Regions from separate parts of the Homo sapiens genome. Here region 2 is linked to region 1. A link is a contact called in ENCODE Hi-C or POLR2A ChIA-PET data. All regions are on one chromosome and are shown on one strand. The core of a region is the stretch at or near the end of the contact, and the rest is flanking DNA. Distances in the headings are between cores, read along the strand shown.

Region 1 (4,409 bases), core at 1,245-3,744:
TGGGCCATGGTGACCCAGGGGGACTTGGATACCAGGTGTCCTTGGGATATGTGCCTGGAGGTGAGATAGTGAATGGATTGTCAGGCAGAGAGGGTGGGGGGAGGGAAGGAGGAAGGGAGGAAAACCAGAAAGATTGGCAGAAGGGAAGCCCAGAGGCCATTGCCCTCATCAAGGTGAAAGGTCATGAAGGAGGTAGAAGGAGGTAGCAGTGGCTTGAGAGGAGGAAACTGGAGCAAAGTTAACACCCCCTCCGCAGGCTGATGGGGAGGCCAGTCTGAGGGGAGGGTGACTTGGAGGGTGGGAGTGCCACCCCACCAATTTCAAAACATTTTAACCCCAAACACACAATTTACCTGTTAAATAAAATGGCTTTCTACATTTGCGTCTTTCTGGAGGAAAATATTAATCCATGAGGGAAAACTGATTTCACACGACATGGTTTTTCATAACCTACCATTTCCAGCCAAATATCTTCTCAGAGACGTGGTGACCTTTCTTGCCCCTTAGCAAACTCCATGCTTTTGTCCAACCTGGGCAGTTCTCTAAGCAGAGACTCATAATGTAATTGGAGGCCAGGAATTGGTTGGTCTTTCTGGGACTGAGAGAAGGAGGCTGTCTGGGAAGTAGTGGTCCAAGGGGCTCTTGAAGGAAGGGGAAAAAGCCCACTCCCGCTTATATTTGTTACAGGTACCGTTAACCCCACATACCACCAGGGCTCTCCATGGGAAGCACTTGTAGAGGATTTTTCTTTTTTTTAAGTCGAGGAAAAAAATGTTTACTGTCAAGAAAAGCTTTTCTTCCCCGTAGGAACTGCTATTCTTTTTCTTTATAAACAGCATGGGATCAGGTGATTGATTCCATTTGTCCCCTGATTTGAGCCACACGAAGATAGGAGCCAAAAGTGTAGTTTATCTTCAGGAACTCTTTTTGTTTGTTTGTTTGTTTGTTCTTTGAGACTGAGTTTCTCTCTTGTTGCCCAGGCTGGAGTGCAATGGTGCGATCTCGGCTCACCACAATCTCCGCCTCCTGGGTTCAAGCAATTCTCCTGCCTCAGCCTCCTGAGTAGCTGGGATTACAGGCATGTGCCACCACAGCCGGCTAATTTTGTATTTTTAGTAGAGACAGGGCTTCTCCATGTTGGTCAGGCTGGTCTCGAACTCCCAACCTCAGGTGATCTGCCCACCTCGGCCTCCCAAAGTGCTGCTTATACCTTATGACCTGTGTATTCATGCATCAATTTTCTTTTTTGTCTTTTTGTACCTTCATTAGTATTTTTGTTTTTACTGGTTGTGAAAACAATACATAATCACTGCTAAAAATCTGGAAAGTACAAAGCAGTTTAGATAAGAAAAAAAAAATTACCAGTGAGCCTGTTATTTGCATATATCACCATAAATAGTTTGATATGTTTCTTTTTCCTTTTTTGTTCCATTTTCAAATATGAAACCTGTACAGTGTATGTATTTATACAATACACATATATAGGCAGGTTAAATATATTTGTATATGTGTGTGCATTTCCAAGGGAAGTTATACTTTTAAAACAGCAGAGAGTTTTTCTTGAAGTAGACTAAGCAAGGGAGTGAAGCCAGGAAGGAGGTGGGAGTAGCGGGGAAGTGGGGATTAATCTAGCTAAATTGTGGGTCCTGGCAAACACTGAGATTACACTGTGAAATACGAGAAAGGAAATGACTCAGTAACATTGAGAGAGGGAGCAGAGATGAGACAGCAGAGTGAAAGAGTGAATGGCGTATCCTGGGTTTGGGAAGTGGTGGGAAGTAGGGGGAGCTGGAGCCTGAGGCACTAAGTGATTAGAACAATAGGAGAATTTAGTTTTCAGATGAAATCATCAAGGCTGTATTAAGTGCCTCTTGTGAGCAATAGCTCACTCTTACTTGTTGCATTCAGCCTGGGAGCCACTCTTGACACCATGTTAGCGCAGCCTTACAGCTGATGTCAGGTCGACTGGTCTGCAGAGCCAGGAATTTGGGCTTTCTTCTCAGAGTTGTTTTGGAGCAATGAGAACTGCTCACTTAAGAAAGGCTCCCTCTTGTACTCCAGCCTTTGGGGAATGCTGTGAGTGACACTTTTAATTAACAAATCCACTGGGAACAAAACTCCTTTAAATGTGTTGGCTGGGTGTGGAGTTTGAAGGGTGGGCCGTGGAGGCTCCCACTGCACTGCAGGAGTGCTGGGACTTCAAGCCATGGGTAAGCTCGGTCAGAACTGTCAGGATGAGGTCCACCCAGAAGGCCCCACACTCTGTCCCAGGGGATTTAGGCTGGCAAGCTGTGCTGGCACTCCTGGGGCAAGATGAGCTCATCTGCCACTTCAGATGCTGGGCTTCCTATGCTAGATGTTCCTGCTCTTGCCGCATTCAGGAGCCACAGCCCACTTGTTCAGAACGGGAGGGGAGAGTGGGGGACGAGCATTTAGGAATGCATCATTCCAGCTCCTGTATTATTCCTAGAGCTGGTAGCTGAAATTCTGACCACGGAAGTGTCCTTGAACATCTTCCAGCAAATGATGTATATTTCCACATCTCACCGGGGCCTGTGCTGATGTTGGTTCTAGCACAGCATCAATATCCATGATGTCAGAGAGTCTAAGAAAGGTTTATGAAAGAGAGAAGGATTCTTTTCCTTCTGGTACCAGAGTGAAAACTATTTATGTAGCACATGTCTGCCTTGGAAAACATGCTGCTTTAATAGAATGAGTTCTGAAGGAATAATCAAAGCATTTCTTAGGTCTAATTATTTTGCTAAAGGGAGTTACTTAATTTTGACATCCTCATCAATTAGTTCCTCACTTGGAAGGCCTGTGACAAGCCTGAGGCTGGCTATGAGTTTCCACCTGCCCAGAAGTTGATGGATTTTATGAAAGCTTTAAACAGAACTACAATTGTGAAACTGAAAGTGTAAACTAAAACTATTGTTTTTATTATTATTTACTTTATACTTAGGGAAATGATTTTCATCTCTTTACTTCAGTATTTCCCCATCTTTTTTTTTTGGGGGGGATGGAGTCTCACTCTGCTGCCTAGGCTGGAGTGCAGTGGCATGATCCCAACTCACTGCAACCTCCACCTCCCGGGTTCAAGCGATTCTCCTGTCTCAGCCTCCCGAGTAGCTGGGGTTACACGCGTGCATCACCATGCCGGCTACTTTTTATATTTTTAATAGAGCTGGGGTTTCACCATGTTGGCCAGGCTGGTCTCGAACTCTTGACCTGTGGTGATCCACCCGCCTCGGCCTCCCAAAGTGCTGGGATTAGAGGCGTGAGCCACCGCCCCCGGCCTTTTTTTTTTTTTTTTTAATCACATTTATTCTAAAACCTTAGACCTTTAGACCCAAGTTTTCACGCAAGGCAATGGATGAGTTCCCCTTGGCAATACCTTCAAGTCTTGCATTAAGAAATCTGAATAACAATTTTAGCAGAGGAAGCATTTAAAAATGAGGAGACAGACTGAAAAGAAAACAAGACAAATACAACTTCAATGCAAGGAAGTTTCTAGACTGATTAAACATAACGAAAGTAAAAGTGGTTTCCTACCTTAAAGATTCAAAGGAGGCCATTGTTATTCAAAAGTGAGGTGTGTTTAACAGAAACAACAATCATGCTCCTTTTGTTGTATGTCTAAGGAAGGTCAATGGTGGGGGCCTGACTGGAAGAGACCCACCTGGTTGTGAGGCCCAAAACAAAGGGCTAACATTCAGTTTCTTCTATCATGTTTGTTGTCTTTGATGGATATGGAAAGATCTCTGATACTGGGCTGGGTGCGGTGGCTTGTGCCTGTAATCCCAGCACTTTGGGAGACTGAGGTGGGAGGATCACTTGAGCTCAGGAGTTCGAGACCAGCCTGGGCAACATAAGGAGACACCCACCTCTACAAAAAAAATTTTTTAAAAAAAATGAGCCAGGTGTGGTCGCAGGTGCCTGTGGTCCCAGGTACTCAGTAGGCCAAGGTGGGAAGATTGCTTCAGCCCAGGATGTCGGGGCTGCAATGGGCCATGATTATGCCACTGTACTCCAGCCTGGGTAACAGAGCAAGATCATGTCTCGAAAAAACAAAAAAGAAGGAGAAGGAGGAGAAGGAAGATTTCTGATACTGTTTATAAAACAAAGTAGAGGAACGGGATGAATCTACTCATCATATATATATATATATCACAAACTTTCACTAAAGGAAGAGTTTGATGGAGTGGGACAGAGTCTCTAAGGTACCAGGAGTGACCTGCAATGTGATTTGGAAGGTGGTAGGCAAAGCTGGAGGCCATGTCCACCTTTCTTAGAATGTACTGGAAACTCTGAGCAGAAGCTCATGTTTCATGTTGGGTTAGTTTCTCTGTGATTAAGTCACAGTAACAAACTGGAAGTTGTATGTGATCAAACATGTAATCATGTCTTCT
Region 2 (4,409 bases), core at 1,318-3,817, 240 kb after region 1:
ACTACAGGTGTGTGCCACCATGGACAGCTAATTTTTAAATCTTTTGTAGAGTCAGGGTCTGGTTATGTTGCCCAGGCTGGTCTCAAACTTTTGGACTCAAGTGATCCTCCCGCTTTGGTCTCCCAAAGTGCTAGGATTACAGGTGTCAGCCACTGTGCCCAGTCACATGTTTGTTTGTTTGTTTTTAAACTTAGCCATCATTGCATATCAGCAAAAATATATTTATCTCATTTTTAACAATCGTATAGTAATTCATTGCATAAATAATTCCATAATCTATTTCACCAGTTTTCTATGGATGGAGAGATAGATTTCCAGTCCTTTCTTTCCACAGTAGAATTCTTATTTGATAGGTTTGTATGCCCATGTGCAAACATATCTTATCTGAAAAATTATTCCTGGAAAAGATTCTACTCTTAAATTATCTCCGCGTTCAGTGCCACCACCATATTATAGGTGTTCCTCATTTATAAAAGATGGATGTCTAGTATTTTTTATTGATTAGAATTAAGAAATCATTTTTATACATTTTAATTGTTTAAAGAACATATAAAATCAATGAAAAATATATCCCAAGGAAGTGCTTCGAGACAGGCATGCCCATGCCTATATAGACACAGAGAAACTTAACTCTGTGTGATCCTAGAACACAAATTTTTTATTGAGAATCCTTTACAGTTTTTAAAGTTATACACATTTAAAGTTAATAATATTTGTGCCAAATTAGCCTCTGCCTCCATTCAAGTTGCTATAATGAAATATTTTAAACCCACTAATTTACAAACAACAAAAATTTATTTCTCACAATTCTAGAGTCTGAGCATGTAACTGAGTGTCTACTAGGGTATTCTTTTGCAACTACTTTTTACAAAAATTTCAGGAAAGTGGAAAAACTAGTACAATGAACATTCAGATTTAAGTCCAACAATTGTTAATATTTTGTCACATTTGCTTCATTTATCTATCTACCATTCTTCTCCTCCTCTTCCTCCTCCTTCTCCTTATTCTTTTGCTAAACCATTTCAGGGAGGAAGACATATGCATCTCCAAAAATTTAGAGCAACTCCTTCATAACACCATCATTACATCCAAGTTAATAACAACCTTCTAATATTGTCTAATACGGTCTACATTCATACATTCGTATTTTTCCAATCATCCCCAAAATGTGTCTCACCATGTTTTGCCAAACCAATATCCAATCAAGCTTCACACTGCATTTATCTACCAGTGAATATCTAGCTTTTTTTTTTTTGTAACAGGATCTCACTCTGTCACCCTGGTTGAAATACAGTGGCACAATCACGGCTCACTGCAGCCTCATTCTCCCAGGCTCAAGCGATCTTCTCACCTCAGCCTCCCAAATAGTTGGGACTACAGACATGTGCCACCATGCCTGGCTAATTTTTAAAAAATTTTATGCAGAGACGAGGTCTTGCTATGTTGTTCAGGCTGGTCTCTAACTCCTGGGCTCAAGTGATCCTCCTGCCTCAGTCTCCTGAAGTGTTGAGATTACAGGAATGAGCCACCACACCTGGCAACATTTAGCTTTGATTGAGGCTCAGTTTACCTAGATACTTGCATCTTAACCTTGAAGACTCAGTTTTGTCCTCCAGACTTCCAAGAAATCTCACTTGAACTCCAGCTCCATTCAAGGTTCCTGTGTCTTTCAAAAAGCCTATGGTTAAATCTACTGGATATTCAACATTTTGTATTACGAATTTGTTGTTTAACTTTTTTATTTCCTCAACTAGACTCTGAGCATTTTGAAGGAATGGGTGTTCTTTGCCTCAGTCATCATGTGTCATCATGTAAATGTTCAATACACGTTTTAAGAATAAATGACTGAATACAGTTCCTTCCTCCCCTACTATGAAGAGCTTGAATAAATAAATTAATTCTAGGAGGCTGGGAGCCAGTCAGAAGGGAGTAAAGGGAGGTTCAACAATGGTCTGAGAGGACATTTCAAATACAGAAAGCTGCTTTGGGGAACTTTGAATAGAAACAGGAATACTCTTCTCCCTGTCTCAGTAGGGAAAGAGCTTAATGTTTATCATTAGTTAGAGATAAACCTGGAATTTATTGGCACTATGGACATTTTGGCCAGATAATTCTAGAGAAAGGATTATAAACACAACAGTCAGGAAAACTGCATCAAAACAGCACACTTCTGTTTACACAGCTGCCCTGCTGCTGCTTGTCTAATGTGTTTTTAAGCAAACATTCATTCCCAGTGGGTCCCTAAATTGGACCCAGACCAGTGCTTTATGCCCATGCTCCATGGAAGAAATCACAGTTTATCTACTTTAAACTCTCAAGGTGAAATTTCTCCCTGAATATTAGCCTTTTCTGCTGTTAAAAAGTCATATTCATGGACAATTTCTCTTTTGGATAAACTTTTTTTCAGATATTTCCTTCTTCCCCACTTCCCGTCACCTGTGGGGCTAATTCCAGGATCTTATATTAACTGATTTCAAAGTGAAGTGACTCAGAGACTGCATACCACGACTATTTTAGGTGGAGTCTTTCCTCCTGAGTCACCCTGTCCCCTGGTAGCAGGCATCCTGCGGATTTCCTCCCCTCTGCTGTGGAGAACAGGAAGCCAAGGCCAGAAGCAGCCAACAAGCACGGCATCCCAGTGGCTCCTCCCAGTTACTGGAGGACCAGCAAGAAAATCCTGATTTAGTAAGAATTCTTTGGCAAAAAAATTTGAGAGTTTACCGGAGGCAAATGGCTTCAAGAATGTTATTTATGAGCAAACATATTTTTTTCCAGAGGCAGGTTAAAAGTGTTTTCTTAGAGATGAAATTAAGTAAAATGTTGAGTTATCTGGGGAGACTTCATTAGCTGTTTTCACTAATAGGGTAACCAAAGACAAATAAATTACTCAACTCCCTTTTCAACAATTTTATCAAGTTTTCCAGCCAGGAATATCCTCTTCATTCACTTCTGTCATTCTTCTGGAACCATCTTCCAAATAACAATTGATCATGTACTTCCTCACCAAGTCTTCATAACAACCTGTGACATGATACCGTCAGTAGAGACATCATCGTTTGAGGCTGGACAAAGACTAGGGAATACTAGCCATGCATGTTGTTCTTCTCTGACCCCATCTCCACTGCAGACATCACTAATCTATCTAGCTAATCTGTATATCTCTCCCACCGAAACCAGTGTGCCTTCAAAATAGCACTGTAGGAAGCTACTACCAAGGAATTAGAACCTCCAAATTTGAAACCAATTTACAATGAAGAAGAGAGGGGTAATGCACAACAATGTTATCAGGCAAGGGTGAACATGGTGGAATAGCATAAAGAATGTGAAAGTCAGACTTAACTTCTAGTTTCTGAGCAAGTTTTTAAATTTCTTTTGTAGAAAAATCCATGTTCTACCCAAAAGACACACGTATGCTTATCACAGCACCATTCACAATAGCAAAGACATACAATCAACCTAGGTGCCCATCAGTGGTAGATAGGATAAAGAAAGTGTGGTAGATATACACCATGGAATACTAGGCAGCCATAAAAAGGAATGAAATCATGTTGTTTGTGGCAACATGGATGCATCTGGAGGCCATTATTCTAAGTGAATTAATGCAGGAACAGAAAACCAAATGCCTCATGTTCTCACTTATAAGTGGAAACTAAGTATTAGGCACTCATGGACATAAAGATAGCAATAATAGACACTGGGGACCACCAGAGTGAAGAAGGAGGAAAGGATGGACTTTAAAACTACCTATTGAGTACTATACTCACTACCTGGGTGATGGGTTTGGGGCCTAATGGTCCAAAACTTCAGCATCCTGCAACATACCCATGTAAAAAACCTGCACATGTACCTTCTGAATCTAAAATAAAAGTCAAAATTGTTTTTTAAATAACAATAAAGTAAAAAGGACGGTTTTCTTCTTACATCCATTTTTTTTATACATGCAAAATAGGGTTAATAATGCCTTTACCTTAGTGTTATTGTAAGAATTCATTTTTCGGCTTTTTGTTTTTAATGCATGTGAAAACTTCTAGCACAGCGCCTCCACATAGAAGATACTCAATAGATGTCAATTTATCGTAGTTAATTGGAAGGAGACCCTGACTGAGAGTGACAGCTCACTTCACTGACACTGAAGATTCCTGGGAGCCACAGCACTTTTACAAAGCAGACAATGCTCAATGATTCTGCTCCCCACAAACATTAACAAAATGTAATCTTAGTCACTGCTCTCCAAAGAGCAAAATATTGACAATAAAAAGTTTTTTTTAAAGTCAAATCTCAATTAAGTTAAACCTCCTTAGAACCTTGCAAGTATGTCTAGTAGAACACAGCTACTTCTGGGTTTCCTGGTAGCCAATGACCCCCTTCAGCGATTATTCTGCTCCCACCCTTTCTTAATTCTCGTTTCA

The links. A loop is a pair of places that touch in the nucleus more often than their neighbours do. ChIA-PET counts read pairs that join two places held with the same protein, here RNA polymerase II (POLR2A). Pooled maps may share reads with other maps.
Region 2: a pooled map shows a loop between it and region 1 (2.7-fold over the local background). The contact joins two enhancer-like sites. A Hi-C loop is called at or near these places in 1 of 50 pooled maps. POLR2A ChIA-PET finds 5 or more read pairs at or near these places in 4 of 52 experiments (K562, PC-9, activated T-cell and 1 more).

The regions. Positions count from the first base shown.
Region 1 is chr3:149,573,701-149,578,109 of GRCh38, reverse strand. The region is part of intron 2 of WWTR1 (WW domain containing transcription regulator 1); the gene reads left to right. Among named protein-coding and RNA genes, the nearest start is that of WWTR1-IT1, 76 kb to the left of the region's middle. RefSeq lists enhancers at 2,061-2,687, 2,688-3,314, 3,315-3,941. Within about 2 kb of position 2,494, at least 24 of the 41 ENCODE cell types and tissues checked have a DNase peak (open chromatin) inside an H3K27ac peak, as active enhancers do; they include PC-9, where a contact is called at or near this core.
Region 2 is chr3:149,338,254-149,342,662 of GRCh38, reverse strand. No RefSeq gene overlaps it. Among named protein-coding and RNA genes, the nearest start is that of TM4SF18, 6.8 kb to the right of the region's middle. RefSeq lists an enhancer at 1,955-3,154. Within about 2 kb of position 2,567, at least 28 of the 41 ENCODE cell types and tissues checked have a DNase peak (open chromatin) inside an H3K27ac peak, as active enhancers do; they include PC-9, where a contact is called at or near this core.